2 separate regions of the Homo sapiens genome follow, and region 2 is linked to region 1. The links are chromatin loops, found by intact Hi-C in ENCODE. Cell type or tissue: Caco-2. All regions are shown on one strand. Each heading gives the region's core, and the rest is flanking DNA. Links, peaks and the distances in the headings are about the cores only. Region 1 holds the start of SERTAD4 (SERTA domain containing 4). Region 2 overlaps SYT14 (synaptotagmin 14).

Region 1 (2,913 bases), core at 222-2,721:
AAGTAAACAACACCCCAAGTGTCCGGGAACAAAGGCAAGTTGTCTTTCTACGGTGCCGCAGCCGTGTGCCTCTTCTGAAGAATAAGAGCTATTATTATTCTTTATGTCTTATCCTTTTTTTTTTTTAAAAAAAAAACCAAGTTTCCTTCTAAGGGAAATAAACACCAAAGGTAGGATTCCAAGGAAATGACTCACAGCGGCTGGCAGGGCTCTGGCGGGGCTGGCCCGGGCCCCCGCGCTCCAGCCCGCAGCAGATGTCGGCCCGGCCTTCCCTCCCTCCCTTGCCGGCCAAACCCGCTGGAAGCCCGCGGTTGCGGGAGCGCCCTGCGCCCGTGGGACCTGGCGGCGAGGACGCCTATTCCCTGCTTCTGCGACCACAGCTGGGCACTCGGAAAGTTGCTAGGGCCGAAGAGGCGGGAGGGGAGGAAGGGAAGCGAGAGGCGGAGGCGTGGACCAGGCGGGCAGCAGCCTCAGCCCGCCGAGGAGGTGAGCTGAGGACAGAGGAGCCGCCGCCGCCCGCAGCGCAGCTCTGCTGCCTGGGAGGAGGGTGCGGGGGCGGAGGTGGCGGGGGACAGAAGGTGTCAGCTACTGCATCAATTCCTTTTTCTTGCAAACGCGCGCTCCTGACATCCACAATCCCTCTCTCCCCACCTGCCAAGCGCCGCGGCATCCGGACCTGGGGGCACCCCTCCTACTTAACCCCTTCCCCTACGATGAGGGACTAAGCGGCCACGGAGGACCATGAGGTCTCACCAGAGCTTCTGACCCCACCCGCCCCTGGAGTTGTCTCGGTGCGCGCGGGTGGCAGCCCGAGCAGCCCTAGAGGAGGCGGCGGTTCCCGCCCTGGTGAAGGCGCCGCGGCGCACGCTAGCCCAGGGAAAAGCCCGCGCCGCCTCCGCGCCCAGCTGTGCCTTGGCCCCCACGCCGCCCCGACTCCGCTCCGGCCGCTGCGAGTCCACTCGGTGACCTCGGCACAGCCCTGGTGCCAAGAGGGCGCGCGGGAGGCCGCGTGGGTGCCCGTCTGCGAGGGCAGGAGCCCCGGGGGGCCCTCGCCCTCCACCCTGCCCGGCCCTCCCGCCCCCGCGGCCCGCGCCCAGCCCGGCTCTTACCGCGGGGTCAGCGGGGAGGCGGCGGCCGCAGCGCTTGAGCTGCTGCTGGTCCGCTCTGGGCTCGGCGCCAGCCCGGCCGCCGGTGCACACTCGCGGGTCCCGGCCCGGCCGCCCGCTCGGCGGTGACTGCGGGTGCGCGGCGGGCAAGGGTCCCGGCAGGTCCCGCCGCCGCGACTGGGGCGCTGCGCCGCCGTCGCTGCAGACGGTTATGGTAATGAGCGGCTCTGTCTAGCGAGGAGCGTGTGAAACCCGTCAATCCTGTTTGCCATTTCCCCGTGGATTTCCGAGGAGAGGTTCTGCAGGATGCCCCCAGGGTGAGAGAGGGAACATGACAAGCGCGCCCGCTCTCCCTCCCTCCCTCTGCTCAGGCCGCCGCCGCCGCTCCTCAGGCTGCACACGGGGCGCCTTTCCCGCACCCCCACCCCAGCCCGCCCCCTGCCTCCTTCCCTGCTTCCCGCCCTCCCTCCTCCTTTTCCTCCCCTCCCCTCCCGGTGCCCGGGGACACGCGGGCCCAGCTCCAGCCCGCAGCCCAGACCCCACGCGCTCTCGGGCTCCCGCCCTAGCCCTGGGGGCTTGGCTCCAGCCGAATAATGTATTCACTCTGGAACCTTCCGAGATATCTTGTCTTTTTAAATTTGGTTTAGTTTTGTTGTTGTTGTGTGTGCGTGTGATTAAAAAAAAAATCTGTGCCTTTCCCACCCTTTGCAAAAGACTTTCTTCTCCTTTGCCACAGCAAACGGAGATGAGAAACAGATGTCTTTGCAGGACCAAACAGTTATTCTCCCTCGCCGCCCGCCCCCGCCCGTTTCCCTCCTGAGCTGCGTACGTATTAAAAAAAAAAAAAAAAGCAACCTTGGTCCTGCTGCAACTTGAATTGGCAACCCTTTCTGGGTGGGGAGCCTCCAGGGAAAACCTCCAGGAAATAAAAAGTAATACAAGAGATTGTCCTTGCTCAAGAGAATGTAATTTAAGCCTTGGAATCAGAATATTTTGCAAATAGTAATTTTCTCCTATAGTGGCCTCAGAGTTTATTTTTTAAAATCATTAATTCATAACTTCTGTCTAGGGACCCCTCCATAGTCGAGATGGGTCATTTCAGGTGTAATGAAGGCAGAGGCTTGGAAGGCATAGACCTAATAAAATCGGGAGAAGGCACCTGCACAAAAGTGTTACAAAGACTATAATGTTTGTTTACTGCCACTATACCAGATGTGCTAAATATAACACTTCTTTAAAACAGTGATCCTCCGACTGTGAAAAACCAGACCTCTGGCTGCCTGGCTCCCTAGGAATCAAGAAGACGCACAGACTGAAAATCAAGGGAGGAAGGAACAAGATCAAGGATGAGGATTAGCATCTGCAAATTGAACTCTATCTAATTTGCATGTTTATTTCTTAGAATTGTAATTAAATTTGTGTAATAAATGTTTTCCATTTCATTTGTACACTTAAAACTTGGGTGACTGACATGCAGTTAAGTGAATTTCCTTTTTTTAAAAGCAAATGTAGATTATTCAATAAAGCAGCAAACCAATATTAAACATAATTAGAACTAATTTGTTTTGAAGGTGTTTTTGTTGAACTTTGTACATTAAAGACTCTCAGAGGTTTTAAGGGTATTAGGAAGCTGAGAGATGGCAATTATGCTTAAAACAGATGAACCCAACAGCCTACCAAGAGCATTATTTCATTTTTTCCAAAAGACATTCCAGGGTTGCATGCCTAAAATTGGGAATTGGGCATCCATCTTGGCTTTATTCTGAACCATATTAAATTGCATTGGCTCATGCATGATGTGGGCCAT
Region 2 (2,913 bases), core at 301-2,800, 66 kb after region 1:
AGAGAAGCAGTAAGTCTCAGAGATAAGGAAAAATTCCTATTTTCTCATTAAACAAAATAGTCATATTTAATATGAACTGCTAGCAATATCTGAATATATAGACAAAGTTTGAAAATTTTTTTCAGTATATAACGGAGTATTATATTTTATCTATTAATTCATTTTAAACACATCGTCAGGTGAGAGATCACATGTTAATGTAATAAACAGAAAGATGTTATGGTTTTTCTTTTTAAAATAGTCTTCAATATTTAAAAGACAAACTCAAATGTCTAACAGTACAAACTGGATTTACTGATAATCAGAATAATAAAGAAGAGGGTGAAGAAGGGTCCTAATAAGACAATTTATAACACAGACTATCAAACTGACATAGAAATAATGTCAAACATCTTGTACAACTATTGCCACCACAGTGACTTTGTTCTTATAATTAATTAGAAATTTTCATGTCATAAACAGTTGAAATTTTACAATAAAATTATGCCAAACCTTTGTTAGACGAATAATCAGTTTCCTTCCTGCTCCCAGCCCACACAACATAATTTTAGGATACTTCACACTATTCAAGGTAAGTACACAACCACCACCACCACCACCACCACCACCGAAACAGCAACAACAAACATGCTATGATTAAAGAGTATTACGCTTTGCTCTTTCTGTAGTCCCCAAGAAAGCCTATTTGGTCCTCCCTATGGTCCAGTACAGGTGATTAAGAGAAAAAAGTCAGGGTATCACTTTTTGATAGGTATTATTCAGCTTTGATGAACTAACTCTGGTATCTAGTTTGAGTGTATATGAATAAGAGTGGGGAAAAAAGGCAGGGAAGAAGAAAGGGAGTATTTTTAAAAAGGCACATACTAGTCTAAACAGGGAGAGAAAAGAGCAATATTTTTACATTCATTTTTTGATAATAAACTAGTAATTCCAGTCTATCAAGCTGATTACCTTAAGATTATATTAACCAGACCTCAAGCTGTCACCAAATCAAACACAGTGATACATCAGCAGTCACAAAACAGCTTAATTCAATGACAACATTATTTCACATATTCAAATAAGCTCATTTTTAAGTGGGATAACCACATATCTTTGTGGGGGAAAAGAAAACTTCAAAATGTAAAATGTGTTAATACAAAATATTACATCAGAGAAGAAAATATGGCTATATGTGAAATGAGGGGAAATGGAAACTCAGATGTACCTTATCCACAGCATTTATTCTGAGAGAAAGAGAAGGTCCTGAGGCTGCTGTATTAACTTGCTATTTGAAACAAAGGATCCTAAGAACAAAACAATCAAGGAACTAGAGTTTAGAGCAGCAGTCACAGAATCACTGCTTTTAGAGAAGAATCCAGTACTGCATTTCATCTGATGAGTGTGATGACAATGAAGCCATTTAGATGATGATAAAGGGAAGCAAGAAATCTTACTGTATGCAAGAATGCAAACATGCCAGCACCTATGGCTGCTACTACACATTTGCTCAAAGGTCAGTCTTATTTCATTTAGGATACTGATAAAGAAATTACTTGATAAATACCTCCCCATTCTTCACTTTATATCCATCATTGTAAAGATAACTTAGAAGGAAATATTTGAACAGTGATAGAAAGGAATTTTTGGAAGCCATAAAATCAACATATTTATTATACCAAGAAACACTTTGAAAAATGTATGTTGAATGTGAATGTACAGAAATTCATTATTAAATATTAATTTTTTTCATTAAATATCTTCCTTTTTAAGGAAGCACAAGAAAAAGATGAATAACATTAATCCTAGTCTTAATCTCTGTATTACTATCACTATCACACTTAAAGGTCTGATCTACAGGCACTGAAACATTTCATGAATACTACTATGTAATACACTTAATATTCTATATCAATAGATCTCAGACAGAATTTCCTGGAGAGCTTAATAAAATGTAGATTATTGGGCTCCCTTCCAGGCCAAATGAAGTAGAATCTCTGGAGGTGGAGTTTTGGAATACAAGTTAAATTTCCCTCCCTTCTTTCCCTTCTCCTTCATTCTTTCCCGTCTCCTCCTTCCTTCCCTTCTCCTCCTCCCTTCCTCTCTCTCTCCCTCCTTTCTTCCTCCCTTTCTACAAGGTCTTCTGTGTCACCCAGGCTGAAGTGCAGTGGCGCTATCTTGGCTCACTGCAGCCTTGACTTGCCAGGCTCCAGCGATTCTCCCACCTAAGCCTCCTGAGTAGCTGGGACCACAGGCATGCACCACCGTGCTCAGCTAATTTTTAAATTTTTGGTAGAGATGGGGTTTTGCTATGTTGCCCAGGCTGGTCTTAAACTCCTGAGCTCAAGTAATCTGCCTACCTCAGCCTCCCAAAGTGTTGGGATTACAGGCGTAAGCCACCACGCCTGGCCCAAGTTAAATTTTCAAAATAATTCTTAAGGATACTACAGTTTAGAAACCATTATTTTACATTTTGTTCTTGGAAAGAACGTGTGTCCTCAAGTTTGATGGGAGTCTAACATGTATTTGTTCTTTAAGACCCAACTCAGGGATTATCTTTTCCAGGAAGATTTTTTTGAATTCCATGTTGCACTCTTCTACTAAATCCCACGGTACTCTATGCATGCCCCTATCTTAATGCTTCATTATACTAGCCTGAAATTATCCCATTCTGTGGCCATCTTCCTACCTTAGAATGTAGGCCCCATGAGGGCAAAGACTTCGACCAATTTATTATCTCTGCATCTGTAGCACTTGGAACAACAACACATGGCACATATCTAGTACTCTTAAATATATATTAACTGAAGGAATAAATAAATCCATACATAACACAAGATTCATAAAAACTAAGACTCATGTAATAGTGTGACTGGCTTCTTCCACAGGGAATTTAGTTCAATTCAATATTTACTGTCTGCCTACTATAAGCAA

The links. Peaks named below come from ENCODE experiments on the same cell type or tissue, not always from the same donor. Only the 100,000 strongest peaks of a DNase experiment are listed, where the experiment ranks them.
Region 2: it touches region 1 in a loop (2.2-fold over the local background); 2 of 110 quality-filtered maps call a loop at or near these places.

What each region holds. Positions count from the first base shown.
Region 1 is chr1:210,231,208-210,234,120 of GRCh38, reverse strand. SERTAD4 (SERTA domain containing 4) reads right to left here and starts at 1,325. Exons shown (of 4, transcript NM_019605.5): 1 at 1,110-1,325. SERTAD4-AS1 (SERTAD4 antisense RNA 1) reads left to right here and starts at 236. Exons shown (of 2, transcript NR_024337.2): 1 at 236-486; 2 at 2,350-2,665. RefSeq lists an enhancer at 914-1,447. In Caco-2, for the core only: no CTCF peak of the experiment used is centred there; a DNase peak (open chromatin) is centred at 1,390; H3K4me3 peaks cover 1,708 bases.
Region 2 is chr1:210,165,761-210,168,673 of GRCh38, reverse strand. SYT14 (synaptotagmin 14) reads right to left here. Exons shown (of 9, transcript NM_001146262.4): 9 at 1-2,913. Among named protein-coding and RNA genes, the nearest start is that of SERTAD4, 66 kb to the left of the region's middle. In Caco-2, for the core only: no CTCF peak of the experiment used is centred there; a DNase peak (open chromatin) is centred at 1,463.